2 separate regions of the Mus musculus genome follow, and region 2 is linked to region 1. A link is a loop called in an ENCODE intact Hi-C map of the cell type or tissue named here. Cell type or tissue: heart. All regions are shown on one strand. Each heading gives the region's core, and the rest is flanking DNA. Links, peaks and the distances in the headings are about the cores only.

Region 1 (15,817 bases), core at 2,868-10,867:
ACAGAGAGGAACCCAGATAAAATACAGCAAATGTATATACTTACCTTACTCTTTGACAATTGTATTATCATCAACCTTTTCTAGAAGGAGGGCTAAATGTGGAGCCAGGTATGGAACAGACATTGGAAACCCTAGCACTCAGAAGGCTGGATTCCATGTTTGAGCCCAGCTAGGGCTACATGGCAAGAATCCTGTCTTACACAGTGAAGCCAATAAGCAGAGTGAACAGCTTTATGGAGAGCCGAGTGTCTTGGAGCCCTTTCCTGGGACACGCCTCTGTAATGTCGCCCTGGTTATTATGTCTGAGTTGCAGGGGCCCCCAAGCTTTATGCTTGTGACCCTCAGCAATCTCCCTGAAAACCAGGCTTCTCAGGCTCTAGCTCCACAGTTGTCTTACTAAAGGCTGCAAGCTGTAATTTGCTCCTGCAGCAGGGAAGGCCAACCCCTACCTCCAGCCTTACCTGGAGCTTCTTAGATACCTCAGCTGCTTTGGGTTTGAGTGGCAGCTTCACCCCTAGCCACCCATGCCATTGTAACCCAGGGCAGGTATCTCCACCAATCCTGCCTTTGTTTTACTGCTCATGAGAGATTCAGCTCTCAGCTTACCTAGCCGTGCAGGGCCACAGGGGAGGACAATGACACCCACGGGGAGGACTCAGGAAGAGCACACATGAGGGACACACATGAGGGAGGGAAGGGCCCCATAGCTCCGAGTCCTTACAAAGACTCCTGTTCCTTGGTTTACCCAGAAACCATCTGGACTCAGGCACGGTGTGCGCGAAGGGTAAGACAGCGTGCTCACCTCGTAGATTCGGGCGAGGACGGTGGGAGGAGGGAGGAAGAGTGTGAACACTTCTTGCTGCCCCTGAGTGCTGGTCTTCCTCCCGCATGCTCTCCCTGTGCTTATTCTTTATCTGGCTGAGAAGTGTGGGCCAGACACCTGCTTTCACTTCCCACTGAAGGAAACAGGTTAGGAGAGATACTGACCTTGTCCAGGTCTCACCCAGCATGAATGAGTCTGGGGTCAGCGTCAGATCTGTATGAAAAGCCCATTATTATCTAGTGTCTTTCTATTGTGTGTGTTGTCCAGGTCTTACACAGAAGGAACGTTTTAATTAAGACACATTGTCTAAGTTGCCCTAATTAATCGTATGGTAGGCTATAAAAACTAAAACCTAGGCTCTCCTTTGCCAAATCACAGCCTGCCCGGGAAGCTTGTAGGTCAAATTGCTGACACCGAGCTGAGGCTCAACCAGCAATATGTCCTGGGGATTTGGCCGTAGGTGACCATCTTATGGACTTAGTAAAAGTAGAAAGACTCGTGGCTGACTCTAGGGTGGTAACTACCTTGCATTAACAAGTTTACTTTGACAAAGAGGCAGGGTGTGGTGGGGCTATCCTTCACTATTCTTCACATTACAAACTACTTAGAAATCAATTTGCCTAGAAGCAAATCGCCCAGAAGGTTCATGAATGGCTGGCCAATAGGTATGGGCATACAACAGCCTTCAGTGTGAAAGTTGGGTAAAGGGAAACACAGGAGTTAGAGAGATGGCCCAAGTGTAAGGAGAGAGGCTATTGTGTGGTACCTGTGGTAACTTTGTGATTTTTCTTATAATATTATGTGATTTTATTGTTTTACATTGTAACAAAATACACATAAAACTTAGCACTAAAATGATTATAAAAGTGACATTAACTTCATTTACCGGGTTGTACAGCCATCACCACTATCTAGGTCTAGAACATTCTCATCACCCCTAATAGAAACTCGGTCAACATTAGCATTAATAGTCTAATATTTCTCCCCAGTAGCTCAGGCATGGCTGCTCTGCTCAGGAAACAGGTTGTTTATACTGGAAGGCTTTCTCTCTCTCTTCTCTCTCTCTCTCTCTCTCTCTCTCTCTCTCTCTCTCTCTCTCTCTCTCTCTCTCTCTCTCTCTCTCCCTCTCTCACCCTGAGCCTGGTTGAATGACGGAAGCCCAAATTTGGGGTTCCTCTTTAGGCAGGGGACAGTAACACAAGTCAATCCAATAGCTTCTACTTGTCACCGAGAGACCCTTATGTAGAACCTCTTATAAGACCTGGGGCTCTAGCTCATGGGAAACGGAACGTCTCCTTGGTATTTTAAAAGACCCATCACCTGTTCCCCGTGTGTACATACTAAAGCTCAAGGAGAAACCTGGCTCCCAGCAAATTCTAGTTACTGACCTCGGGGAATAGATACCAAGTTATATATAAGTGGCATCAGGTTAGCTCCATAGTTTTGTCAAGGTCGGTGTGCCCTTCAGTGTAGCTGAAACCTTGGGGAGACTAGGAAAGAGGTGGCCATTCGGCTCAACACTCTCAAGTGCCTGCCATGTACAGAGGCTGCGAACATCACTGTGTCTGTGCCAGGAGATGATAAGACAAGCCTGGGTCTTAAGGGGATCTTGACATGGGGAGCAGGGGCTTGGGGCCGAAGTCCCCACACAATGATGCCATGGAAGCTCGTGAGCATATCTCATGATTGGTAACTATTGTGAGTGTCCTGAAGACCCATCTTAGGTATGTCCTAAAGAGAATCAAATGGTGCCGTGGCATGAACACTGATCGAGGGGAGACACCTCTAGGGTGGTTCAGATGTGTGGCTTAGGAATCTAAAGAGAGAAGTATGGTGGGGGTAGTTAGGCTGGAAGGAGGAATAGGCTTCACTGTGAAGATCCTGAGCACACGGATTTCCCTCTAAACAGGGGGAGCAGTGTGCACCATGCTGGAACAGCCCCATCGCTTAGTGATGTCACAGTGCAAGGCCTTCCACGTGTGTTTTATGGAGCTGGAGATTCCTATATACTATGTACACCGCACAGTGCTTGATAAAGATGATAAAGGACTGCCACTGCTTTGCACAGTTACTGCCCGATGTGTTTAATCACCCTTTTAAAGCGTGCTTCCTCACCTTGTATAAAAACCATTGTAAAACAGTGCCTCGTGTGTGACCGGGGGCAGCCTCGGCCTCAGGAGGCCACGCATAATGTATCGGTCAACTGATATTATCTAGGTTCACGAGGGGACAATCTATGAGGCTCATGCAACTTCTAAGTTGCCTTTAGTTATGTTTCCCGGACAGACTCTTCACTGTTAATGCTGGCGCCTGTCAACCATCACTCTGTTGCCCTGTCCCTGAGGGCTTGCTGTGTGTCAGGGACTTATGTGTGCTTTCATGGTGCTCTGTCACTAGTGCCCTTGTTAGCCTAGTCTTACAGATGGGGGAAACTGAGGCCCAGGACAATAATAAGTGGCTGGGTTTGGATAGGGGTGCAGCTCAAAGGTATGTGGTCCTGTGGCACTCTTCTGCACCTGCCTTTCACCCAGTGGGGGAGGGGGGCAGCATGGAGCCCAGGGAGAGCCATTTTGTAATAATTGTAATAACTTGCCTCTGACGTTGGTGTTTGCCTACTGTTTCAAGGGTAGGTTGTTGTGCAGTGGTGTATGTGTGTGTGTGTGTGTGTGTGTGTGAGAGAGAGAGAGAGAGAGACAGAGAGAGACAGAGAGAGACAGAGACAGAGAGACAGAGAGACAGAGAGACAGAGACAGAGATAAATGAGCCCTCTAAAGGCTCTGAGCTCATACCATGAAAGGTTTGTTATGAAGACTCTCATTTCAACTAACTGAGCTGTTCCACCCTGGATGGACCTGGTTAATGTCATTCTCTATTCTGAGAGTCACGTTTCCTACCTGGAGGTAGCAGGGATGCTGTACCAGGGGCCTGGTGGCACCAAAGCTGCCTAGGGCTTAGGGCGGAGCTCAGGATTCTGGGGTCCAAGTGGAAGACAGCCTTGCTCCTAGGATAGCCTCTGTAACAAGAGACAGGCAGAACTGTGCCCAGTCTCCTCTCCAGGAAAGAGAATATGAACTTGCTACCTTAAGCAGGACTTTGTATCTCTACTTCTCAGATGGGGAAAATGAGGCCTAAAGATATAAATAGCAACGTGTACAGATTAGGGGTCTGAGCCCTATTCCAGTGGCTGACAGTAGAGCTCACAGGCTTTCTCCCATTCTCACTCTGTGAGTGAAATACTCTACCATATCTGTTTTATAGATGACAGGCTCGGAGGAGTAGAATCACTTCCCTGGGAACACACAGCAAATACCTGCAACACTGGGATTGGCACCCAGGCCTCTCTCACTCCTCAAGGGCAACCTTCCATCCTGGTTCATCTCTGGGTCCAAGAATGAGGAAAACCTGTGGTCATCTAGCCCTGTGATTTCCAGGGCCACTTGCAGCTTGTGGGTCATGGCGAGGAAGAAACAAGGAGGGCATGTTCCTTTCTTGTCATGTTCTTCCAAGCCCTGGGCATACAAACCCACTCTACAGTGTCAGGGTGAATGCAAGACAAACACACAAGGCTGGGTCAACCTGTGAGATCCTCTTGACCTTGAGTAAGCCACATACTTGCAAAGTGGGATGGTGAGCCCTGCTAGCCTCTGGGGATGCTGAGGATAGGAGGCTATGTGGCCAGCCCAGACTTGTCTGCCTGTCTGCCTCCACCAGTGGAGGTGGCACAAATAGCCTCTATCTATCTATCTATCTGTCTGTCTGTCTGTCTGTCTGTCTATCTATCTATCTATCTATCTATCTACCTATCTATCTACCTTTCTTTCTCTCTCTCTCTCTCTCTTTCTTTCTTTCTTTCTTTCTTTCTTTCTGTCTGTCTGTCTGTCTGTCTGTCTTTCTTTCTTTCTTTCTTTCTTTCTTTCTTTCTTTCTTTCTCTCTCACTCTCTCTCTGCATCTATGCATTTATGAATCTATGTATCTATGTATTATGTATGCATCTATCTATCTATCTATCTATCTATCATCTATTTATTTATTTTGCTGTTCTCTTCTCTATGGCTCCCCTCCATTCTCCTGTCCAGACCAGCAGTTAGCATCTCTGTGACTGGTCTGTCCAGTTGGACCACATTTCTCCCAGATCCATAGCTCAGCAGCCAGCTTCCCCCTCTCTGGAGATCTCTGACTTTTTCACCTAACTTCTCTCATCTCCTGAGGGGACATTCCAGAGCAGACAACCCAGCTATCTGTTTTTGTGATAAAACCCAAAAGTAAGTCCTAGAATATTTGCTAGACATGTATGCATTAATCTTTGCAGCCCTCCTGGGAATTTGATCCTCTGTCTACTTTTGACAGAAGCCAGACCCAGGAAGATGTTTGTTCAGGGGCACGCAGCTGAGCAGAGAGGTGTGCTGGGAAGGCAGCCATTTTCCCCTCTAGACCTGCCCAGCAGGTACTACTTTCCGATGGTCTCTGTCTGTGCTCTGCACTTGTAGCTGGGAGTCTGTACAAACATGGACCTTGGCCCTGGAGTGGCTGCCTCATCTCCAAACTTCTAGGACTTTTCAGCCCTCAGAAGAAATGGAGCAGCTTTGCTGCCTGCTTCAGTTTCAGCCCATCCTTTAGGGGACAAGAGCCCACATGTAGAAATTTGGATTCTCCTGATCTTGAGCTAGGTATAGTAGGGCTTAGAGGAGGCTCTGGGCTAGGGTGCCCCGAGGCCTTGGTCTGCATTCTGGGAGCCGCCTGTGCAAAGCAGTTTCCTGGATAGGAGAGATCACAGGCTAGCTTTTGGCCCAGCATTATCCATGACCATCACTTGGTCCTGGGTAGGGTTTTTAGCCTGCCTCACTATCTTGGTTTTTAAGATAGTTGCCAACACACTGATGTTTCATGCGTGCTCAAAACTAAGTCCTGGACCGGACTGATTTTGTAATTTGCAGGCCAACTACAACAGAGGTATCGTTCCTTTGTTCACAAGTCACTCCAAGTGTCAATAAAATTAAACCTCGGGCCTGTGTCAGCAAAGGACCCTACAGGCACAAAGTCCCCGCTGGCTCCCAAGTTGAGAGCTGGGTGTGGCTCTGGACCTACTTTTGTCAGTTTGGCCCACTAGTGAGAGCCAGAGGCGGATACGATGCTTTCGACGGGGAGCTTCCTCCATCTAGCGGCGCAAAGGAGAACAGCACCACGATCTCGCGGTTTACCCCTGCCTATTTCTTATCCCCAGGGTAAGAGTGGCCACATCCTTCCCACCTTCCCACCATCCTCTAGGATTCTCCAGATCTCTCCCTGTCACCAGCTCTTTGGCCCAGTTTTTTTCCGGATTTTAATTCGAAAACCGTTCAATACTTCAAGTGAAAATTAGAATATAAAAACGTACATTTTAAAACAAATATATATCTTTGCTAGAGATCAACGTTCTTTTACCTGAAAACCTTTCAATCAAGTATTTCAGAATTTTAACCTTTTCTTCTTTTCTTCTTCCAGATTTTAGAAATGTAGTTCAGTCCGCAGATGTTACATTAGCCAGCAAAGGTCTGTGACAGCATTCTGTTCCCTCACAAACAAACAACTGAAATAAATGAATATTTAAACTAAGTGTGATGAGCAGATTCAATTTCTATTTTTATGAGACTTGAGAGCAAATTAGTTCTGCCACCAAGCTTATGAAAACCCTGGTTTCGGAATTTCTTGGATTTTGAAGTTACAATGGCAGATGAAGGAGAGCTGACTTTTCTCAACTTGTATGACAAGATCTGAATGATTGCTTAAACAAAGAACCTGTTTTTACAAATTCAAAAAAAATCGTGCAATTAAAAAAATACATTATGAATTCGGAAGTATTTTCTCTTCAATTTTCTCTTAGCTCAGCAGGGCTAAACCTATTCACACAGAGCACACATGGTGATCTACATGGCCAGGGTCTGTTTAAGCACACCCCCGTCCATAAGAAGGGGGTACCATGGTCATTCAGAATTATAAACGGAGGGAAGAACATCTCTTGATTACTACAAGGAGGCTGAGCTTATTTTTCAAGAAGTATACTCTGACTTGTGAGCAACTTTCCCCTGCAGAGACACAGCAAGGCAACTTTTACTATAGGTGATGTTTTCATCTCTGAATAGCCCAGTGGCTCTCAGCCTTTGTAATGCTGCGACCTGTTAACTCAGTTCCTCATGTAGTGGTGACCCCAACCATAAAATTACTTCATTGCTACTTCATAACTAAAATTTTGCTACTGTCATGAATCATAATGTAAATATCTGATATGTGACCCTAAAGGGGTTGTGACTTACAGATTGAAAACTATTGCTTTAGAAGTTTGTTTGGGTTTTTTTTGTTTGTTTGTTTTTTGTTTTTTGTTTTTTTTCATCAAAATGTCTTACCAGGTTTGAAGATAAACAGGTTACCGTGATATTCCTAATTAGTTACAGTACTAAGAACAAATATTTCAGAAAATCCATCGACTTTCATAAAATTCTGTCTGTTCAGAAGTCAAAATTATTCAAACTAACGATACTGTGTTTGTAAAATCACTTGTATCTTTCTGTATGTAGCGATTCCTTCTGCTGAGTGCGAAGAAGGCTGTCACGGAGGAAGAGTGAAGGTGGAGCATGCGCAGCACTGACTTCTGTAGGTCTGAGGACAGGGGATTCCAGCCAGAGGTCCTCTCCAGGAGGATGGGTTACCCTTAGGAAAAACAGGAGAAAGAATTGGAGGAGAGGGCCACCTGCTGTGCCTAGGATGTCATTAGACCTAGGGAGCTGTCTGTGGCCTTGCAAACTGAGATCCTAAGAACAACGGGAGAGCCCGAAGACTCCCCAGGCACTGTCTTAGCTGAAGACTCCCCAGGCACTGTCCTAGTCTCAGGTTGTTTCCTCCATACTGAAATCACTAAGTCAGCTTAAGTTTTCTTCTCCCATTTATGCTAATGTCTTCCAGGCATAACCGAGGATGCTCGTGTTCTGCTAACGTTGGCAGCGGCTGCACTCAGTACAGAGCATCTTAAGGAGGTACTGTGTTTCTTTCTGCCTCTTTGCCCTGACTGACAGCTTTGCCAACATATTTGATGTCACCGAGGGGCACTTCCACCTTGGGTAGTGGACCATTTATCTACTGTGTACAGCACAATGACTTTCTCAGATGACCTAACAGTACCTGGAAAGTGTGGCCCTCCCTGCGCAGTGACACAGTGACACAGTGACACAGTGACCTTTACCCACTCTGCATGGTCACTCTAGGACCGGTTGTTTTGCACCGCTGGCATTCTCAGCGTATGCAGATGAATGGTGTTAATTCCACAGATTCCAAGAAGTTTTCCTGGGGATTCCAAAGAGCACTTTTCCGTAGCTCCACAATTTCATGTACAATCTGGTCTCACTGCGTCTAGAGACACCAATCCCAGCATAGCCTCTCTTCCATTTCCTTCCACCTTCTTAGGACATTCATTCAATCTTGTAGCTCAAGCTGTCTTGTACAATATGTCTGGATGCAAATGACCCTCATAGACAGTCTTACTTCTTGATTAAATAAGTAAAACCATGTAACTTTTATCACCTCTAACTACACCTAACCACAGTGAGAGGTTGATTTGTGAGGAGCCAGAGAAATTCCTGTTTTGGAAAGCTGTTGAGAATCAGTCATTACAAGAGTTCTTTTCTGGATATTACGTGGTGTGTGTGTGTGTGTGTGTGTGTGTGCGCGCGCGCGTGCGTGTGTGCGCCTGTGAAGGCTGGAGGTCTATGTCAGATGTCTTCTTATGATTTACTTATCGCCACTGCCGCCGCCACCACCACCACCATCATTATTATTGAAACAGGCTTTCTCACTGAACTTAGAGCTCACTGATTGGTTAGATCAGGTGGTCAGTAAGGCCCCAAGTTTCTCCTGTCTTTGCCTTCCCAGCTCTGAGGTTACAGGCACATGCTGCCACCCTGGCTTTGCTCATGGATTTTGCGCATCCAAAGGCAGGTCCCCATGCTTGCACAGTGAACACTTCACCCACTGGTGCCTTTAGCCAGCTCCACAGACCAGTGTTGTCTCCAGTCGCGGCTTCAATACAAGGTAAGGGTGAATGAAGATGCCCCAGTTGGTAACAAAAAGAAATTGTTTTCACAGGCATAATTGAATTTAGAAGCATCTATTTTGTGTACCCATAGTTTATTCATTTTTATCACCGAGTAATATTCCATTGTGTGGACTATGCCTTGGGTTCATCTATGCATCACCCATTGTCAGGCATTTGAGTTATTTTTTAGTTATCTAGCTGTTCGAAAAGGCTATTGTGAATTTTTGTAAATATATGTGCTTCCATTCTACTTAAATACGCAGGAGTGAAGTGGGTGATAATTGGGTAGGTACGTATTACACTTTTAAAGTAGTAGCTCTTGACCTTCCTAAAGCTGAAATTCTTTAATACAGCTCCTCATGTAGTGACCCCAACCATAAAGTTATTTCATTGCTACTTCATAACTATGATTTTGCTATTGTTATGAATTGTAAGGTAAATATCTGATATGCAGGGCATCTGAGATGTGACCCCTGTGAAAGGGTTGAGAATCACTGTCTTAAAGAATGGGTGAGATTTCTCTTCTATTAATCTTTTCTATTAACACTCTCATGGGCATATCCAGAGATGTGTTTCAATGGTGATTATTAAAGCTCTTTAGATTACCTCGGCTGTTTCTTTAAAACAGCAGTTTTAAACACATTGCCACTAGCAGAGAGTAAGTTGGAGCTCCTCCACGCCCTCACCAGCACCGCATGTGACTGGTCTTAACTGGAGCTAGGTTGGCTAGTATATGGTGGGTCACAGTTTGTTTACCTTGTGTTCCCTAATGCTGACTAATATGACTTGACCTTCACACTCACCATCGGTTCTGTTTGGATAAAGCAGCCGTTTGATTTCTTTGCTCCTTATTGAGTTTCGAGAATTCTTTATAAATTGTGGATCTGAGTTCTACATGAAACACGTGCTGTGCAGATATTTTCTCAATATTTAGCTTGCCCCTTCATTTTCCTCATGGAGTCGTTCAAACAGCAGATGTTCTGAAGAACTCAAAAGTTCTAAAAGGGAAGAAATGAGAGGATCTAGGAATGCTAATTACCCCAATTTAATCAGGATACATTGTACACATGCATTAAAATATTACACTGTACTCCTTAAATACATGCACACGTGACATGTCAATTAAAAAGAAAAATTAAAAAACGAAAAAAAAAAAAAAACCAAAGAGCAAGCGTTTTCATCCTGAGAGAGTTCATTTTGTCATCTTGCACTTCTGTGATTGTCTTGTGTGAGAAATGTTTTTCTAAGTAATATCAGACTTTCTCCTACATTTGAGAATGTATATCTACGTTTGTATATATACATCTACACACACACACTCAAGTCTTAAGCTTAAGCTTATCATTCATTTGAGCTAATTACTTTTTCATTAATTTATTTGCTTATTCGCTTTACATCCTGATCTTAGCCCCATCTGCCCCCGCTTCCCCCAGTCCCAGCCTTACACCCCTTCCCTGTTTACCCTTCCCTTCTTCTCCAAGAAGGGAAGGCTCCCCATGGGCAGTAACCCAGCCTGGCACATCAAGTCTCAGTAGAACTAGTCACATCTTCTCCCACTGAGGCCAGACAAAGTAGCCCGGCTAGGGGATAGGAATCCAAAGGGAGGCAACAGAGTCAGGACATGTCCTGCCCCCTGTTGAGCTAATTCTTATATATGGTAAGGTACATGTGTTTTTGTTTGGATGAGAATGTGCCCATACGTTCCGGTATTTGAGCTCTTGGCCCCAGCTGACAGTGCTGTTCAGGGACGTCAGGGGAGGTGCAGCCTTGTTGGAGGAAGTTTATCGCTGGGGATGGGTTTTGAGGGTTTATAGTCTTATTTCACTTCCGGTTCACACTCTGTCCTCCTTCTCATCGCCTTGCTTTGGCTACAGCTCACCACATCTCATGCAGCATCATGGACTCTCCCTGTGGCACCACAAGACAATAAACTTCCATAAGTCGCTGGGTGTTTTACTCCAGCAACAGAGAAGTAGCTCACAGATAGGGTATCTTTGCTTCACACATAGACTTCTGATTTCCCCCAGTGCAGTTTCTGTTTTTCATCTATTCTCTCTGTGTCTTGGTTATTGAAGCTTTATAATAAAACTTAAAATTAAGGAATGCTAGGCCATTCATTTTGCTGTTGCTAAAAAAATAATTTGAGATAGCTTAGGTAAGTCCTTTAACTTCCATACAAAGTATGGAATAATCTTATCAATTTTGAAAGTTAAAAGCCCAGTGGGATTTTAGCTGGAATTGAATCTAAGGCTGGATTTGGGGAGACACCCCCCACCAATACTCAGACCTTCAACCCCTGAACACTTTCACTTTCTCTATTTAATTGTGTTAACCTTCCATGGAGCAGGACTTTAACTGGGTTAATTAAGTGTTTATAATTTAATACATTTGTTACTATTTGCTGTTTGCTTCAGCATTGTGATTGGTATTGTTTTTCTAATTTTAATTTCTGATTGTTTCTACTGTAATTGAGTTGTTGTGTACAGATCTTGAATTCCGTTTTCTTACTGAACACAATTATTAGCTACAGTATGTATCTAATATATGTGTGTATGTGTGTATATATATGTATTTGTGTATGTATGTTTGTGTCTGTATGTGTGTGTATGTTTGTATATATGTGTATGTATGAATATGTGTATGTATGTGCATTTGTGTATATATGCATGTATGTATGTGTATGTATGTATGCATATATGTGTGTAGGTATATATGTATATATGTATGTATATACTTATTTGTAGATTCCACTGGGTTTTCTGAAAGCATTTTCATGTCATTTGAGAGAACAAACTTGTACTTCACCCTCTTTCTGCATGCCTTTGTTTGCTTCCTTGCCTTAGCACACAGGCCAGAGCCTCTAGTGCAATGCTGAGCACAGGCGACAAGAGTGAGTCTCATGGAGTTCCACAGTCTAGCTCAGTGCTTCTCAACTTCCCTAATTCTGTGATCCTTTAGTACAGTGCCTCATGTTGCTAATTTGTAGCTTTAATCTTGCTACTGTTATGGATCATAATGTGAATATCTGACATGTAGGATATCTGATATATAACCCCCAAAGAGGTCATGGCCTACAGCCTGAGAACCTCTATTCTAGGGGCAAAGCACCCAGACTTCAACTTGTAAGCGTGATATTGACACTAGATTGTTTTGATAAGTGGACTTTATTATATTATAGGATATCTCTTATGTATCTAAATTGTGTTCAGTTCTGATCACTGAAGAATAATTTTCAAATTCATTTTTTTAATCTATTGGGTTAGCTATATTATCATTTTTCTTTATTCTGATAATGTGCTAAAAGTTTTAAAAAGATGTTAAACCAGCCTCATGTTCTTGAAGTAAACTCCACTTAGTTATAATATGTCATTGTATTTTTAATATTATTGTGTTTGATCTAGTAGTAATTTTGTCTGTGCTTATGAGAGAGATATTAGTCTTCAACTAGACATGTCCAAACTGCTGTATACTTGCATCAGGCAAATGCTGGCCTTCTAAAAGAGTTTGGACTACATTCTTTCATCTTCTGTTTCAGGAAACAATTGCTGATGGGTTCATCTGATTTTTCTTTAAATATTGGATGGAATTCACCAATGAAGTAATATGAACCTGGAGTATTTTTCTCTGTTTGGTCAATTTATTCTATTTGTTTTTAGTTTTTAAGTGTGGTGAAATATGTATTCATCACATTACCCATTGACCTTGCTTCAGATGGAGTCTTGCTATGCTAGCTGGTTTTGTATTCAGGTTTAAGCTATCCTCCTGCCTCACCTTCCTAGGTAGCTCCTACACAGGTATATGCCACCATACGGGGCCCTTATTCTCTTAACAATTTTTAAAGGCATAGTTCAATAGTGTTAAGTACATTCACAGATTTATGCCACCACCTTCCAGAACCTTCTGCACTGTGAACACTGAAGCTCTATGCATTTTAAAACAAGGTTGTTCCTTCTTCCTGTATGACTGAGTTCATGGCTGGTTGATCTTCAACTAAAGTTCCAAGAAAGTACGGTGGTATCTCAACCGTTCAGGGAAAACATGTAGTCATGCAAAATAATCAAGGCAAATCCTTATTTCAAACATACAATATCAATTTATAATTGATTAAATTTTAAATGTAAAATGTAAAACTGAAACTATTAAAAGACAGCAGAAAAAAGGTTCTTGGTGCAGAATTGGGCGTTAATGTTTAAATATAACCCAACAGTCCAGTTAACAACATCAAAACTATGTTAAGGGGACCTCATCAAGCTACAGTCATTTGAATATCAAAGGAAATAATCAACAGAGTGGAAGACAGCCTATATGACTGAAAAAAGTTAGAAAACTACATATTTGATAAGGAGTGGATGTGTAAAATATATAAGGAATTCAAGTAACCCAAAAGAAAAAACCCACCTAAGCAACCCACTTACAAGTAGACAAGTAGGGTTCTCTGTGAGATTGAATGGGAGTCAGGTGTAGTAGTGCACACCTTTAATTCCAGCACTCGAGAGGTAGAGACAGAAGCTTCTCTGTGAGAGTGAATATAACCAGAACAAGGTCTACAGAACAAGTTCCAGGACAGCCAGGGATACTTTGTGAGACCCCCTTCTCAAAACAAACAAACAAACAAGAAGAGACTAATGAGTATCTCAAAGGTGCTCCTCATCATTAATCATAAAGGAACTGCAGATCAAAGTCACAATGAGACATTACATTAAACCTGTTAGAATGGCCATAATAAAAAACACAATTGTAGCAAGTTCTGGAGGAAAGAAGAGAAAGGGGGCCCTTAAACACTGTTGGCGAGTGTAAGTTAATACAACCACTGTAGGAAACAGTGTAGAGTTTCCTCGATGATGTAAAAATAAACCACCATAAAATCCAACAATTTTACTGATGACTGCATTTACCAAGGAAGTGAGATTAATATCTGAGGAGACACCTGTGCTACCATGTTCACTGAAGTGCTATTCACAATAGTTAAGACACATAATCAGTGCATGTGTTCATCAATGACAGATGGCTGAAGACAATGCACTATGCATGCTCACGTGTGCACACACACACACACACACACACACACACACTGTAATGTTATGCAGTTTGAAGAACAGATAAATATAACCTAACAGCCCAGTTATTGCTGCCATTTCTGGTACTATATTAATAGACAGATAGGAAAGACATCAACTGTAAGAAGCAAGGCACAGAAAGAAAACACTGCATGATCCAGTAATGTTATGATGATTAGTCTTCATCTTCAGCTTGATTGGATTTCAAATTACCCTGAAGACACAGTTCTTTGTTTTTCCTTCAAGACAGGGTTTCTCTCTGTGTAGCCCTGGCTATCTTTGAACTCACTCGGTAGACCAGGTTGGCCTTGAACTCAGAGATTCACCTGCCTCTGTCTCCTTAGTGCTGGGTTTAAAGGTATGTGCTACCACCACCCAGAGAGAAGACACACTTCTGATTGTGTCTATGAGGGTGTTTCCAGAGAGGCTTCACTGAGGAAGGAAGAGACACCTTGAATATGGAAGGCACCATTACATGCACTGGGGTCCTGGCCTGAAAAAGAAAGGAAGAGAGAGATAGAGAGATAGAGGCAGAGAGATAGATAGATAGATAGATAGATAGATAGATAGAGTGAGTGAGTGAGCTAAGCTCCAGATATATTTCCCTTTCTCTTCTCTTGTTTCACCCAGGTGCTAGGAATCTGCCTGTCATCATCATCTTCCTCACCATCGTGGTCTGTACCCCATCAATAACCTTTTGATTAGTAACTATTAACAAACTCCCAAATAAGTGCTATTTTTCTTTAGGTTGATTACAGCAGTGAGGAAATTAGCTGCTAAAACAGAAGAGTGATAGAGGGTTGCCTCTGTGGTCACCCTTACATGCAGTTCTTGGGCTGTTGGAACTGTGGGAAAGGTTGGAGATGTGAGCAGAAGAGCCTGAGCCTTCTCAGGGAGCACAGCTTTGTGGGCATTGGCCTGTACAGGTGACCCGTCTACACCGTCCTGTACTGGTGATCTGTCTACACTGTCCTGCACAGGTGACCCATCTACCCCGTCCTATCCTGGCGACCCATCTACACTGTCCTGTCCTGGTGACCCATCTACACTGTCATGTACTGGTGACCCATCTACGCTGTCCTGTACTGGTGACCTGTCTACACCGTCCTGTACTGGTGACCTGCCTACACCATCCTGTACTGCTGACCCGTCTACACCGTCCTGTACTGGTGACCCATCTACACCGTCCTGTACTGGTGATTTGTCTACACTGTCCTGCACAGGTGACCCATCTACCCCGTCCTATCCTGGCGACCCATCTACACTGTCCTGTCCTGGTGACCCGTCTACACTGTCCTGTTCTGGTGACCCGTCTACACCGTCCTGTACTGGTGATCTGCCTACACTGTCCTGCACAGGTGACCCATCTACACTGTCCTGCACTGGTGACCCATCTACACTGTCCTGTACTGGTGACCCGTCTACACTGTCCTGCACTGGTGACCCATCTACACTGTCCTGTACTGGTGACCCATCTACACTGTCCTGCACTGGTGACCCATCTACACTGTCCTGCACAGGTGACCCGTCTACACTGTATTGTGGCAGGCTCCATCATTATGCTTAACTACAGTTTATTTATACCTTCTGGTTCTAGACAACTTCTCATTTTCATATAACAATGAAAAATTCATTAGATCTAGAGCCTCCACACTCAATAACATTACCAACATTGTTCAAGAGTCCAAAGTCTCTTTTGAGACTTAAGATAAGCTCTTCTATCAATCAAAAGATAACTTACATACTTTTGGGGCTAGAAGGCTACAGAGTAAGGATTCCCATTTAACACCTCCATCCTAAAAGGGAGGCATGGGGGAATAAAAGGAGAATAGAGACAAAGCAAGATCCAAACCCAGAAGGGCAGGTGGCTCAAG
Region 2 (15,817 bases), core at 3,309-11,308, 430 kb before region 1:
GAGGCGGCAAGCAACAACAATCATAGCTGATAACATTATATTTCTGAGTGACCAGACAAAAGAAAAGGCATAGAACGGATGATTCGTCTTTGATCATTGTTTGGTACAGTCTCCTTTGCAAATCATGTATAGTCTATAGTTTAAAGATAAAAATTAAATTTTTTATATGAAAAAAAAAAGAATTCTTTTTCTCCTTTCCCTCAAATATTAAATGTGGCCCTGCTTTTTTATGTTAGGAGCTAGGGAGCAAACACACAATACTGAAGCTAATTTAAAAAAAAAAAAAAGAACTATTTTCATTTTCTATGCCTGGGTATTTTATCTACATGTTTACATTGCACCATGTATGTGACTGGTGCCTGTGGAGGTCAGAAGAGGGGCTCAGTCCCCTTTGGAACTGGAGTTACAGGTGACTGTGAGCTACCATGTTGATGCTGGGGTTCAAGCCCAGGTTCTCTGCAAAAGCAGCCAGTGGTCTTAATTGCCCCCAAGTTAACTTTAAAGTGGTGAGTGAGTTCTTTTGTTATGCTTCCTGTACAGTTGATTTAAAAGGAAAAGTCAATGAAATGTCATTAAAATATTTACTGTTGGCCATGGAGGATTGTCTCATCCTGTGGCCTGTAGGCAGTTTCACTGCCTCAGTTTATGACCCAAGGTGAAAATGATGTAGTAAACTGCGCTCTTCCCTTCCTCCCTCCCTTTCCTCCCCGCACCTTCTCTTCCTTCCTTTCTGGTCTTTTTCTTCTTGTTTTGTTTTGAAACAGAACCTACAGTCCTGGATGGCCTGGAACTCAATGATATACAATACACCTGCTTCTGCCTCCCAAGTGCTGGGATTAAAGGTGTGTGCCACCATGCCAGCCCACAGGCTGATCTTGAGCTGCTGGGTTCAAGTGATTCCCTGCCTCAGCCTTCTTTTTTTTATTAATTAATTAATTTATTTATTTATTATATGTAAGAGAACAAGCTAATCCTATCAGAACAAGCTAATCCATGAGAGGTTTTTTTTTTTTTTTTTTTTTTTTTTTTTTTTTTTTTTTTTTGGTTTTTCGAGACAGGGTTTCTCTGCATAGCCCTGGCTGTCCTGGAGCTCACTTTGTAGACCAGGCTGGCCTCAAACTCAGAAATCTGCCTGCCTCTGCCTCCCAAGTGCTGGGATTAAAGGCGTGCACCACCACGCCCGGCCCATGAGAGTTTCTTAATCATTTTTTGTTTTATTTAGATTTATTTGTTTTATGTGTAAGCATTTTGCCCATTTGTATTTATGTCACACACACACACACACACACACACACACACACACACACACGTCTGGTGCCCAAGAAGATTAGAAGAGGGAGTTGGATTCCCTGGAATTTGCGTTCTGCATGGTTGTGAGCCACCATATGGGTGCTGGGAACTGAACACAAGTCCTTCCTATGCGAGAGCGGTAAAAGTTCTCAACCTCCAAGCCATTTTACCAGCCCCACAGAGTAGTTTCTGGGTTTCTACTTTTTTGTTTTGTTTTTTCAAGGCAGAGGTTCCCTGTGGAACAGCCGTGGGTCAGCTCTGTAAACCAGGCTGGCCTTAAACTCACAGCGATCTACCTGGCCCTGCCTCCCGGGTGCAGGGATTAACAGGGCACACCACCACCACGCAGCCTTGATTCCTGCTCTTTAAAAGTTATTGTATAAAGTGACTGAGCACACATTCATCTTAAAAGACAACATCTCAAAAGTAATTTTTAAAAAGCCAGTATCTCTTTTAAGTCTACCTCTGGTGTTTGTATACCTTGCATTAAAGGTCTACATCTCCAAATAGCCTTTAACCTTAGCACTGTCTGGTAACCAATTCATCACAAAAAGAAGCCTTGGTTTCCCATCGTGCCTTCCTGCAAACAACATTCTAGGCAGGCGCAGCTGACTACTTGAGAGCCTGCTGTTTTGTTCTTCTTATATGCTGCCTCTGGCATGACCTGGGTTGACAGTCCCGTGGCCTCTGAAGTCTATAGTCACAGCTCGGAAATGAGGCTGACAACCTAGCTAGCCACTCCTTGGATTGTCCTGAGATCTCAGGAGCTCACTCTGCACATTCTGCTACTCATTGTCCTTGTCTTCAGTGAGCTGGAAGGAGGGGCAGGCTGTAGGCAGAACACGGAAGTCGGCCTGGCTGTCTGGCTGGAGTCACTATAGAACAGTGTTATTTAATTTTTCTACTTCTTGCACTTCAATGGATGGAACATTCACGATCCTCTCTAAGCTCATCAACCGCAAAAACTTAATTAGATATCATATCTCCTTGGTTTAAAATAGTATTTAATTTTACATAATGTGTTCAGCCAAAATATTAAGATTCCCTAAACAGAAATGTTCCCTCTATTTTTTCCCTAGGGTTTCTCTTTCAATTTTTTTGTAGCTTTTAAAAAAATTATTCTCCTTAAAGTATGATTTCGGCAGTTTCCCTCTGTGAAACATCACCGGGTCCCCAGCCACCAGTACTTAATTGAAGATGTAATCCCCACTTAGTGACTATGCCATCTCCCAGATACCAGGCGTGCAGGAGTAAATATTAACATTCCTGGTAAATGTGTGCTGCCTCTTATTCCTTTCCCCTCACAAATTGTCTTCCTGTTCCTCCGAGTATCATCTGAAGTGAGATTATATTAACTGTGCCTTATGTGGGGCCTGGCATGCTGGAGTTGAAATTAATGGGCAAATATCCTTTTCACTTACAGACTAAATGAGCACTCCATCTTTGAACCATACCCAGGTGAGACAGAAAGTCACAGGCAGAGGGACAAAGGCAGCTAAGAATGTTCCATGTAGGACCAAATGCAAGCACTCTACGGCCTGATGTGAGGAGAGGAGAGGAGAGGAGAGGAGAGGAGAGGAGAGGGGAGGGGAGGGGAGTGGAGGGGAGGGGAGGGGAGTGGAGTGGAGGGGAGGGGAGGGGAGGGGAGAAGTCTTAAAATTAAGCCCTAGAACACAACAGCGTGGGATTATACAAAGTGACCCTGATTCCCTTCTTAAATGTTGCCAGAAGATCCCAACCTATTCAATCTGATCCATTCCCTGCTCGGTTCCATCCTTGTGATGACAAGGAAAACAGTCGCAGACCCACTTAACTGAAAGTAGTAGTAAGGTCAAGTCCACGTGGAGACATTTCAAAAAGTTGACCATGTAGTAACTTCACATAGACAATCATACAAATCGGCAAATAGTCCAATGCCCGCTAGAATGCACAATGGTGGTCTCTTGGCAGTCCTGCCCCTTCTTTGTACAGGGAGCCATCTAACACCCCCTCTTCTTCTCGATAAAATGTATAAGTTGTAAGCTTTAGTAGCCCCACTGTGCTGTAGGGGAGGATATTATGGTAAGTGAAACAAGCCAGGTAGAAACTTGTGAGAGAAGAGAGTGATTTCCCCGCATCAAGGTTTACCGCTCCCCAAAGAAGCGTTTGTTTCCCGAATTACAGCAGAGGGCAGTAGAGACTACCGCATGGCTATGCTCGAAGGCTCCATGAAGCTCAGCGGCCTCTGATTGTCCTGGCCACAGGTCTCTGTCACCAGGAGTGTTTTGGTATCCATAGATTGCAAACATCTCGACTTTTTAAAATGACGATTTCTCCCGATCATTTTCTGTAATGTGATTTTTCTGAGATATTGCTTTGGGGACACAGTCCTTCTACTCCATATGTATGCAACCGGTTCCACTGCGCATGTCCCCATTAGTGCTGACACATTTGTGCACATAGATGCGCATGTATCATTTTTTAATCAAAACTAGAAGGAGAAATTATTACATAACCACGATATCATTCCTACTGAGGGACCTGTCATGGCGATCCTGAGGGGGCTTTGCGAACATCTGTTCAGCATCAGTCCCCCACGAAGAAATTATTCTTATGCTCATTTGAAAGACAGGTAAAGAAACGGTCAGACGGGTGAGACAACCAGGGGCAGATGAGAAAAGCACTCTCCTTCACTGACAGAAAGCTCGGGAGCCCAGCTTGCAGAAGCTTCCAGGCTAGAAAGACGACATAAAAGGATGGTAGCAGCCAGGCGGTTGGAAGAGCTGTCTCCTAGTGTTGCTTTTCTTCACCAGCCTGAGAGAAGCTTCCAGACCTCACCCTGTGCAGGACCGGATCCTGCTGGTTGATACAGAGAGCATTACTCATAGCTGTGTCTCAAGCATAGAGACTCTGTCCTCAGCAGAGTGCCCACTGGAAGGGGTTCTCAAAGGGACAGTATGAACTGGGGCATCTTTTTGCAGAAAGTTCCAGAAATGATCCCTTTCAGGATAAAGCTCTTTGTTTGATCTAATTCTACATTCTGAGAGTTTTGCTGTAGCAACTCTAGAAAACTGGGGCTATGAAACCTGTATTTCTCTACAAAGCAACTCTGTTGCTCTGATTTACGTAGTAACTTGTTCACCTCTATCTAGCTATGGATTCTTAGAGTCCATCTAAATTCTGGGTCCTGTCAGACACCAGTTCTCTGTCCACTGTCTAAGCTGACTAGCATCTGGGTGATGACCATCATCTCTAGGCCTTGCACCTAGATGAAGGATGCTGCCGGGTGGTCCTCATTATCAGTTGCAAGGCTCAGAGCAGCAATCCCTGGCCCTCTTCCTTGACTTATGGGAGTCATGGTATGTATAGGGAGCTAGAAGAGCTGCTCTCAGGTGCATGGGCTAACTGTAAAGCCATTTCGGTTCGGGATCTGCTGTGTTCCGTGGGCTTTGCCTTCTCCAGCCTGAAAAGGTTCTGAAGCCTATTGAACCTCTTTCAAATCCACTCTTCTGGCCCCTTATCCCTGGGGCTTGGGCTTTGAAATGCACGAGATTTTCCCCATCCTTCTACAGTGACATCCCTTCCCTGAGGCAAGGGTGCCACCTGGTCTTGATGACTGAAAGAGGATGGGGTGGGGGTGTAGGGTGGAGAGAAGAAAATGTCAGGGAGGAAAAAAAAAGTTCATCAAAAATCATAAATATGACTTTGGCCCATGCATAATAAAATAAATTTAATACAAAATAAAAATAGGGAAGCCAGAACAAAGAGTATGCAATAGAAATAAAAAACCAAGTCTGGGAAACAGAAAAAATCCTACATCATACAGTAGACGTGGCTAATCAGTAATTATGCTTAGATTTGTCCTGGGGCTTCCTGGCTGCTGGCAGGAGGAGAGGGGACAGTCATTTTATGCTCTTGCTTTCAAAACATAGAGAATGCATGGGTTCCTTTCAAGGTTTTTCTTTTTCTCCGAATTCAACTTGTGACTTTATGGCAACCCCAGAGGGAAATGATAACTTGTCATCAAGACTCAAGGGATTCCTAAGACCTTGTCACTTCACACTGAAGCCAGAGCTCACGGCAGGGTGGCTCAGCGGGCTTGGTTTCCTGGTAGTCTGCTTGCACGGCTTTCCTGTTTAAGTATTAAATGTTTGGCGTTGATTAAAAACATGCACAGGAAAATAACAGGGAGTCTGAATACACAGGAGGGGTTTAGGTGCAGAAGGTTCCCTTGCATGGGGATACATACTTCAGATCTGAGCTCTCGCAGTGAACTCCCAAACCCTAGGTGGAAATGAACCCTCAAACTTAAGTTATTTTCCTAGATCAGCGACATCCTCACAGAGTACCCTGTCCCTCTGTGATTCATGTACAGAGCCTCCATGGTATCAGGATCCCTGAACTTTGACGCCATCTCTAAATCAAACAGGTTTATTCATATTCGATAACCAAGGTGGCTGTCAAGTACGCATCGTGGATACGCTGCAAGAAAAGATTATGTTTTCAATGGGAGGCACTGGGATAGCGTACTTAGAAAGGTGCACAGTTAAAAGTTATGAAATGTTTCTTTTTAGAACTTTCCATTTAATATATTTTTTATGTACATTGGTGGCTTTGCCTGCATGTGTTTTCTTTGCAAGGGTATCAGATCCCATGGAACTGGAGTTACAGTCAGTTGTGAGCTGCCATGTAGGTGCTGGGAATTGAACTCAGGACCTCTGGAAGAGCGGTCAGGGTGATCTTAACCACTGAGCCATCTCTGCAGTCCTTCCATTTAATATTTTTGAACTATGGGTGGTTTTAACTAACTAAAACTCTGGAAAGTAAAACCATTGGAAAAAAGAGTGGCTACTGGGCTGGAAAGATGGCTCAGTTGGTTGAGAGTGCTTGCTACTCTTGCAGGGGACAGTTCAGTTCCCAGAGCTCAGACCAGGTGGTTTAAAAGCACTTGTAACTCTTGGTTATCCTCACATATGTGCGCACAGAGAGGCATACCCTCATGTATGTATGTATGTATGTATGTATGTATGTATGTATACACACACACACATATATAAGATAGGATCTCTCTACATGGTTACAAAGCTCTGAAACTTACTCTGTGGGCTAGGCTGGCCTTGAACTCACAGAGTCACTTACCTCTGTCTCCCATCTTCTGGGATTAAAGGTGTACATCACGACACCCTGCCCATGACTTTTTTTTTTTAAGGGTAGCTACCAGACTAGAGAGATGGCTCAGCCATTAAAAGCTAGGCTCAAAACAAAAAGGGATAACTACCACAAAATCTGGTGACCTTTCATATTTCCAACCGTCCTTCCTAGAAAAGTCAGGACACCAGCTCTTCCTCCAGGCTTCCAGAGTTGGTCTATGCACAAGGCCCTTCTACATTGATATGTAAATGTGCCATTCTGTATCTGGCTTCCCCCTTTGTCTCCAGATCTATAGATCAGTTCAGACACTTTCTTAAATGGTTAACAAAGGATTTCATGGCATAGGTAATCTGTGTTATTAAATGAGTCCCTACTGAGATTCATTTAGGCCATTTACAATCAATTGCTTTTTACAGTGATGCTGTAAGGAGTTAGTTACCTTGTACATACTTCTCTGAGTAAACAGAGAAGTGCATCCATTTACTAAAAAACGGAGTGTGAAATCATTTAGAGATAGCAAATATTTTCAATTAGGAAAGACATTGTCAGATTGTACTACAGAAGGCGGAACAATTATCTGTCCTGTCAACAGTATCCTAGGGTTTCTGTTTTGGTCCCTCTTGCCAAGGCAGAATATAATCTTTTGTTATTGTTGTTTTTATCTTTATTTATCTCTTTCTTGATTGTTGTCACTGCTCCATCTATAAAGCTTAAAGCCGTGGCCCTCTGGATTTGGTACCAGGCAGAACCCACTGCAATATGAAAATGTGGAATCCCTTGCTCCGTTAGGAATTTCAAGACAGTAGCAGGTCTCTGAGCACTGGGGGCAGCCAAGGAGCTGGCCTTGCACACGGGGCGGAACAGCAAGGGAATGCCAGGGAATCATTAAAAATGACAAGTCTGAGACTTCCGTCAGGAGAGGAACACGAGGAAAGGACTGTCAAGACGTTCTTACTCACAGCTTGTCGCTTCACAACATGGGGAACAGATGTGCTATTTGGGCAGCTCAGTACAACGGAGCTTGTGCACACAGACATTTTTAGTGGGCCACAGGAACTTGCTATGGCGAGCGCTTAGTTCCATGTGGCTAAGCCCAGCTTGATGGATCAAAGGACTCTGGGTGCAAGCACTGTGTTAGGCCTGCGCTGCAGGCTAAGTGGGAGTCAGACACCCGTGCAAGCACCTTCCGGAGGGGTCGCGAACCTCCCGCGGGCTTCGAGAAGTTGGAACAGCCTGTCAGCGGGGCAAGGAACCAGGGTTTAATCCTCCAGCTCTCCGCCCAGCTTGGTAGAGGGAGAGAAGCACCCGCCCATAAACTCTGGAGCTCCCTGCGCGCGCGCATAGTTTGGGCAAAGGAAGTGGGGTTGGCCAAGGGTAGATTAGAGAGAAGTGAGGGGACCTGAAAAACTGTCTGGATTGCAGTGGGAGTGGGAGGGGGGAACCTGAGCGGACCTGGGAGGGGCGGGCAAGAAGTCTGGATCCAGGATTGAAGTGGGGTGAGGCTGGGAGAGAGGGGATTGCTGTCCCGGATCCTGCACTCACACAACAGTGTCTGAAAGGATTGGAACCATCCCTCCAGACAACACCCTCAGCTCAGACCCTCAGCTGTGTCCCACGTCTTTGCATGCAAGCATCTCCTGGCTTGGGTTGCTTTGACAGCTGAGTGGGCTCTCACGGTTGCCCAGTGTGACCCACACAGGAGTCATCTGCGCACCATGCAGGCCCAGGGAGGACTCCACATCCACCGACCTGAACTGCAGAGTTACTTTGACAGTTTCAAGAGGCTCACAGGTCTGGTCCAAGGTGAGGGACCAAAGCTGATATTGGCCTTTTTGCTGGCAGGGTCAGGACATCATAGGGCAAAAGACAGCACCAGAGTACACTTTCTGACTTTTGTTCTCCCTTCTAAAAGGACAGCATGCATTAATGAGTCTCCCTGCCTGGCCTTATCTAGTCCTAATTGCCTCTCAGAACGAGTGGATTAGGTTTTAACCCTCTCAGTACTTCACAATGTGCATTTTGGAGGAAAGAGGAGCCTTACTGAGACCCAGCTTGTATGTGTGTATGTGTGTATGTGTGTATGTGTGTATGTGTGTATGTGTGTATGTGTGTATGTGTGTATGTGTGTATGTGTGTATGTGTGTATGTGTGTGGTGTTGGTGGTGTAGCCCCCGGGCTTGGGCATCCAGCAATCTGCCAGATTTCTTTTGCAATATTTTGCAAATAGGCCATATATTACACACAACTTTGGAGGTACAGCCCCTGGGATTTCCCCCATAATTATAGTTTCTCTTTTGAGGCAAAACATTCGTAGCCTCCTGAGGACTCAAAACTCAAAGCCCTCTTTTTTTTTTTTTTTTTTTTCTGCCAGGCACAGTGGTATACATCTGTAATCCCAGCACCCAGGAGATTGGAGACTGGACAATAATCATAAGTTATAGACTATATATTGAGACTCTTACAAAACCAAAAGCCGGGCACAGCAAGCCTTGGCATCTAGATCTCCAGCTCTACCACAGTACCACTAATAGGAAAGGCCTTTGTAGTCAGAACCTAAAGCCTGTCCTGTCTCCCACTCCTACCCGCCTCCCACCAGCCCTTTTGTGAGAGTTAAGACACTTTTGGGCTTTTCCTCAAAGAAACTTTTAGATACTAGAATTAAATGTAATTTAAAAAAGCTGCTATTTATATTCAATTGTTTGCTAGTGTGTCTATATGTGGGGATAAGCACCCGTGCCTGTTGCCCAAGGAGGCAAGACAGAGCATTGGGTCCCCTGGAGGGACCCAATTCTAGAATTGCAGGTGGTTGTAAACAACCTGATGTGGGTGCTGGGAACTAATGCTGGCCTCTGCAGGTGCTCTTAACTGCCAAGCCATCTTTCCTGACCCATAGATGATTTAAACAACAGCAACAACAACAAAAACAGAAACAATGATTCAGTCAGGCATTGGTGGCTCATACCCTTAGTCCCAGCACTCCAGGAAGCAGAGGCAGGTGAATCTCTTGAGTTTGAGGCCAGCCTGGTCTACAGAGTGAGCTCCACAGCCTGGAGTGTGCAGCCAGGGCTACACAGAGAAAACCTGCCTCAAAAACAAACAAACAAACAAACAAACAAACAAAAACCTTCAATGTTGCTAGAAGGCTAGCGAGGCTTAGGAGTTAATAGCATTGGTCGCTCTTCTAGAGGGCACAAGTTTGATTCTCAGCACCTACATGGTAGCTGACAAACATCTGTAACTCCATTCCTGGGGGGTTCCAATCACCCCTCCTGGACTTTGAGGGTATTGCATGCATGAGGTGCAGATGTACATGCTGGCAAAACACCTAAACACATAACATTAAAAAAAAAAAAAAAAACCAAAAACCCCAGGCAGTGGTGGCGCATGCCTTTAATCCCAGCACTTGGGAGGCAGAGGCAGGTGGATTTCTGAGTTCCAGGCCAGCCTGGTCTACAAAATGAATGCCAGGACAGCCAGGGCTATACAGAGAAACTCTGTCTCGAAAAACCAAAAAAAAAAAAAACAAAACAAAACAAAACAAAACAAAAACAAAAACAAAACAAAACAAAACAAAAAAAAAACAAAAAAACAAAAACAAAAAAAACCAAATCCATCACAGAACATTGAATACGTGAAAAGAATTAAATAAAACAAATATTTAGGATCCCAGGATGTCTGTTTACAAAACACTTAAGAACAAGTTGGCTGCAGCAAGAGGCCTGTTTGTTCTCAGGAGCTAGATACACACAGCACTGCAGGGTGGGCGACCTTCTTCCAAGAATGGCTCTCCTTCCCAGCCACAGGTTCATCCCCTGCAATCATCTCTGGCCTCCTCTGGAACCAGGTGTCAAGTTCAAGGCCAAGATATCTGAGAGAGGGTGTTGAAGGGAGGTGTACAGAGAGGACCGTGGGCAGGCGAGCTGTGGGTCTTCCAGGACTTCCGGCCATTCCAGGACACACCACTACATTTCCTGTTCTGTTTTTCCAATGTTAACAGGAGTCTGCTAGGAAGTGTACCCAGACTGGAGTTCCTGGCTCTCTTCCTCATTCAAAGCCTTCTTCAAGAGGGCTTCTGGGGTTAGCTCCCCATCCTCAGGGCCCAGGCATGCTCTACAGCTACATGTGGGGATATTGGATTATGCTTTCAGGTCATATTTATCAGCACTACAAACTGCCCCGAGGAAATGCTGCCAGGAACATGGAATTCAAGTGTTGCCATATTACAGAAGCAAAGGCTACACTCCACAGTGGACATTGACCAGCTCAATGTCACAGCATTACCAGGTGGCAGCACTGGACTTCAGTCTCACCTCTGCCTCCCAACTAGGGGTGACTTGAGTGTCAGAGGGTCTGGGCCCTGCAGAGCACTGTTTCAGCTGTCTTGTCTGTCCCTCAGACCTGCTACTCCTTTCATTCAGGCCAGGGTCTACTTTCTTTAGAAGCTTCTGGAACCTGTTGGGAACCCTTGGTATAGAGCCTAGGTCCTGTGGCCACATCAGAGACTTGCCTAGAGAAATAATCTCTCTCTCTCTCTCCCCCTTCTTTCCTTCCTTTTTTTTTTTTTTTTTTTTTTTTTGTATAGGATAGAGTTTATTCAGGGAATGGGGAGGGGAGTTACAAGGATAGTAGAGGCAGAGAAAGACAGAGAGAGGGAGAGAGTAGAGAAGTAGAAGCCGGTCATGGTCTCATGAGCACATGGAGAGAGGGGGAAGGGAAGAGCCCAAGAGGGCAAAAGAGAAGCAAGCAGGAAGCAAGAATAAGAGCTCTTTCTTTTTTCCTTTCTTTCTTATTTTCTTTTCTTTCTTTCTTTCTTTCTTTCTTTCTTTCTTTCTTTCTTTTTTTTTTTTTTTTTTTTTTTTTTGAGACAGGGTTTCTCTGTGTAGCCCTGGCTGTCCTGGAACTCACTTTGTAGACCAGGCTGGCCTCCAACTCAGAAATCCGCCTGCCTCTGTGCTGGGACTAAAGGCGTTCGCCACCACACCCGGCTCTTTCTTCTTTCTGGGACAGGATTTCACTATGTAACTCTAGCTGTCCTAGAACTCACTATGTAGACTAGGCTGGCCTTGAACTCATAGAGACCACCTGTCTCTGTTTCCCCGAGTGCTAGGATTCCACACCTGGCTCTTGCCTAGAAAATTTCACACCTCTCCATGCTCCAGGCTTAAAATCCATCAGTGACCACTATTGCACACAAAAGGGCCTCTGACCCCTAGACTCAGGAATCTTGTTGAGTGTGCCCTTACACACTGCTGACATGACCCTTGCACCCAGTTTCTGTCCCCTCCACCCTCCTGTCTCACTTTCCATTCCAGGGCACCAGCATTGTTGGTCAGTAAACTCTGACCATCATTTCTCTTGAGCCTTGTCCCTGGATATCCTGTTCTCCTGGTCAACATCTATCTCCCATGCCTTACTGATGCTCTGCACTGCAGAGGCAGTATGTACGTGTGTTTGTTTTCTTTCCTCTTTAAGGATTTATTTATTCTTAGTTTATGTCTGTCCTAGTTACTTTTCTCTCTCTGCAATAAGACACCAAGACTAAGGCAACTGAGAATAAACAGCTTATTTTGAGCTGACAGTTTCAGAGGGTGAGTCCGAGACCCTTATGGTAGGGGCATGACAGTAGGCAGGCAATGGCACTGGGGAAGTAGCTGAGAGCTTACATCTTGATCCGCAGAGACTCAGAATACCAGGGGCTTTTGAAACCTCAAAGCTCACCCTTAGTGGCACATCTCAACAGACTCTTAATCCTCTCTTAATCCTTCCCAAACAGTTCTGCCATATGGGGGTCAAACATTCTAATACATGAGCCTCTGGGGACCATTCTCATTCAAACCACCACGATGTGCCTGCATGCATGCATGTGTGTCATGGGCATACACGGTACCTGCAAAGGTCAGAAGAGAGAATGGGATCCCCTGAACCTAGAGTTATAGAGAGCTGTGAGCTGTCATGTGGGTGCTGGGATGAACCTGGGTCTTCTGCAAGAGCAGCAAGTGCTGTTAGCTGCTGAGCCACCTCTCCAGCCCCACTGTATGGGGCCCTGCTTCTGTAACCTAAGATTTTATAGGCATTAAGCTGGCACTCTCTCACTACATGTCCAGTCCTCTTCTTTATAACTAATTATACCAATCGAAAGTATTGTGGGGGGCGATGTGACATTTTAATATATACGTACATGATAAATAATGGCATGTATTTATAGGGTATGGTGTGGCATTTTAACATATGCATGCATGCATGCATGATAAATGAGCGAATGTACATGCCTGTCACTTTAGCTACTCACCATTCCTCTGTGGTGAAAACATTTGAAATCTCCTCCTTCACAACTTTGAAATGTAAACATTGCAAGGCTGTGGCAGCCATGCCGCTGTGAATGTAGCACTCTAGCTGCCTTACCGACAGGATTGCAGCCATTCGCCATTCCCAGCTGTGGTAGCCACCTGCCCACTTTACTTCCAGGGTTTCAGCTGACGTCACCCAGCAACTCTCTCACAGGGCCACATTTAGTCACTTTTACCCTTCAGGTGCACCCATGCTGTCATAAGTGACAGGATTGCCTTCCCTTTCAAGGCTCAGCAGGATTCCACATATCCATTCACTACATCTTCTCCATCATGTGTCTCCATTCATGAGGTTGCTTCCTGGGAAGTCAGCTGCAATGAGCATGGGGGTCCCATCACCCTTCACCCATGGGACTAGGGATGGAAGCAGGTCCTTGCGCATTGGAGCTTAGCTCTCTACTGCTGAGCTAAAGTACTGTCCCCAAGAAGGGCTGTTCTGGATGGTTACAGGGGAGAAGGGGGAAGAGTGTTTTGACTCTGAGCCTTTGATTATTTATAACTGGTCCTCTCTACCTGGAAGGTTTCAGCGGCTGCTCTTCCCCACCCTCTATCAGAGAGGTTTCACTGCAGATTCTGGTGGAGGAAGAGGACCCTAGGGGGCAGATCTAGCCCAGAGGCCCTGAGTCATCAAGCTGCCTTCTGTTACAAGGCCCCTTTGAGCCTGGCTCACCAACTGGTCCAAGCTGGAGTCAAGGCTTCTGTCACCCTCCACAGTCCCTCAGCACTCTCTGCCGTGTGGTCACAGAGGCTGAGGAGCAGCCATACTTAACAAGGATCTCTCAGTGTGTTCATTACTGGAAGAGCTATTGGTGTTGACATGTAGGAACATCCATTTTAATTATGGCAAAGGGCCTCCTTATTAATTATTTAGATCCAAGAGAAAATAATACATTGAAATCAAGAGAGAAAATTTGGCTCTCTTCTGCCTGAAGAATTTTGACACCAGGCCATCATGGTGTGTGCTCACAGATATGCACAGTGCATATACTTGAAATGTACAAACATTGAAGTCCACATGGCTCATTGACTCTATTCCTCTAGCATCTAAGAATACTATCATTTAAAGAGGGATGAAGCAGCCGAGATGAAAATGCTGGTTGGGCTGGGCATGGTGGCGCACATCTTTAATTCCAGCACTTGGGAGACAGAGGCAGGCAGATTTCTGAGTTCGAGGCCAGCCTGGTCTACAAAGTGAGTTCCAGGAAAGCCAGGGCTACACAGAGAAACCCTGTCTCAAAAAACCAACCAAAAAAAAAAAAAAAGAAAAAAGAAAAAGAAAAAAAAAAAGAAAAGAAAATGCTGGTTGTGTGTGTCAGAACAAGCTGCAGAAAACCTTGCTGTCAGCCATCTGGAAACACAGTTCAAGTAACTGGTCCCTTTCCTGAACTCTGACCACTCTGAGACTCAGGCCAGACAAGATGAAGACAGGAAATCCTGCCAATCAATCATTCAGAGCAAAAAAAAAAAAAAACAAAAACAAAAACAAAAAAACAAACAAACAAAAAAAAAAACCACCAAAAAAGTGACAGAGTGCTTCCTTGAGCACTCAGCCAGGTGCTTAACCGAGTCTTCCCCGGAGCTTTGCTGCGTGGCACAGCCATACACTCATGAACAGTTCATGAGTCTCTATTTTTCGTTCTGAAAAGTGCAAGCAAATGTAGTTCATTTAAAAACTCCAGGGCGGGCTGGGCAGAGGTGGTTCTTGAATGGGGCCTTTAATTCCAGCACTTGGGAGGCAGAGGCAGGAGGGCCTCTGTGAGTTTGAGGCTAGCCTGGTCTACAGAGTAAGTTCCAGGACAGCCAGGGCTACACCCAGAAACCCTGTCTCCAAAAACCAAAACACCAAACCAACCAACTAAACAAAAGAACAAAAAAGACAAAACAGACATAGCAGGGCAGTGCAGGAAGGCCTGGTTCTGTCTACAGCTGTTTCTTTTTCCTTTTAAAATTAGTAAAAAAAAGAAATAGTGGCCGGGCGGTGGTGGCACACACCTTTAATCCCAGAACTTGGGAGGCAGAGGCAGGCGGATTTCTGAATTCAAGGCCAGCCTGGTCTACAAGATGAGTTCCAGGACAGCCAGGGCTACACAGAGAAACCCTGTCTCGAAACAAAAACAAAAACAAAAAAAGAAATAGTGAAACAAACCAAACCAAAAGACAAACAAACAAAAAACCAGAAACAAACAAAACAAAACAAAAAAAAAAAAAAAACACCCCTCTAATCCTTGGTATCCAAAAATATCCAGCATGGCTAGGGCGCAGCTCAGCAGTGTGGCAGTTGCCTAGCACCCACCAATCCCCAAGCCTTTGTTCATCCCCACACCAAAAGCAACAATAACAAAACCAGGAATCATACAAAGAAAGCTGCAGCATCCAGTGGAAGCATAGTTGATGTTTTCTTTTGTTCTAATTACCTGTTGGCGTGTGTGTGTGTGTGTGTGTGTGTGTGTGTGTGTGTGTGTGTGTGTGTGTACACTGTAGCTATCTTCAGACGCACCAGAAGAGGGCATCAGATCCCATTACAGATGGCTGTGAGCCACCATGTGGTTGCTGGGAATTGAACTCAGGACCTCTGGAAGAGCAGTCAGTGCTCTTAACCACTGAACATCTCTCCAGCCCTTAACTCATGATTTTTTAAAAAAATATTTATTTATTATTATATCTAAGTATACTGTAGCTGAATTCAGATGTACCTGAAGAGGGTGTCAGATCTCATTACGAATGGTTGTGAGCCACCACCATGTGGTTGCTAGGATTTGAACTCAGGACCTTTGGAAGAGCAGTCAGTGCTCTTAAATGCTGAGCCATCTCTCCAGCCCTAACTCGTGATTTAATGAGAATATATTCCCGTCCAGTCAAAGAAATGGCCTAGTGGCTAAGAGTGTCTGCTGCCCTTGCAGGTTCGGTTCTCAGCTTCCACATGAAGTGTGACTTACAATCACCTTTTGCTTCAGCCCCAGGGAATCTGACACAGGGTACCAGTGCTCCTGTTTAAATTCCCACACACAGATACAGGCACACATAAAGTATAGTAGAAAATAACAGAAAAC

The links. A loop is a pair of places that touch in the nucleus more often than their neighbours do. Peaks named below come from ENCODE experiments on the same cell type or tissue, not always from the same donor. Only the 100,000 strongest peaks of a DNase experiment are listed, where the experiment ranks them.
Region 2: a loop joins it to region 1, with 7 times the contacts of the local background. A loop is called at or near these places in 37 of 42 quality-filtered maps.

What each region holds. Positions count from the first base shown.
Region 1 is chr11:33,608,452-33,624,268 of GRCm38, forward strand. It overlaps D130052B06Rik. Among named protein-coding and RNA genes, the nearest start is that of Gm12119, 18 kb to the right of the region's middle. In heart, for the core only: a CTCF peak has its summit at 5,979; a DNase peak (open chromatin) is centred at 5,970; H3K27me3 peaks cover 1,065 bases.
Region 2 is chr11:33,173,296-33,189,112 of GRCm38, forward strand. It overlaps the pseudogene Gm12115. Among named protein-coding and RNA genes, the nearest start is that of Npm1, 18 kb to the left of the region's middle. In heart, for the core only: a CTCF peak has its summit at 3,456 (motif pointing right); no DNase peak of the experiment used is centred there; H3K4me3 peaks cover 943 bases; H3K27me3 peaks cover 4,559 bases.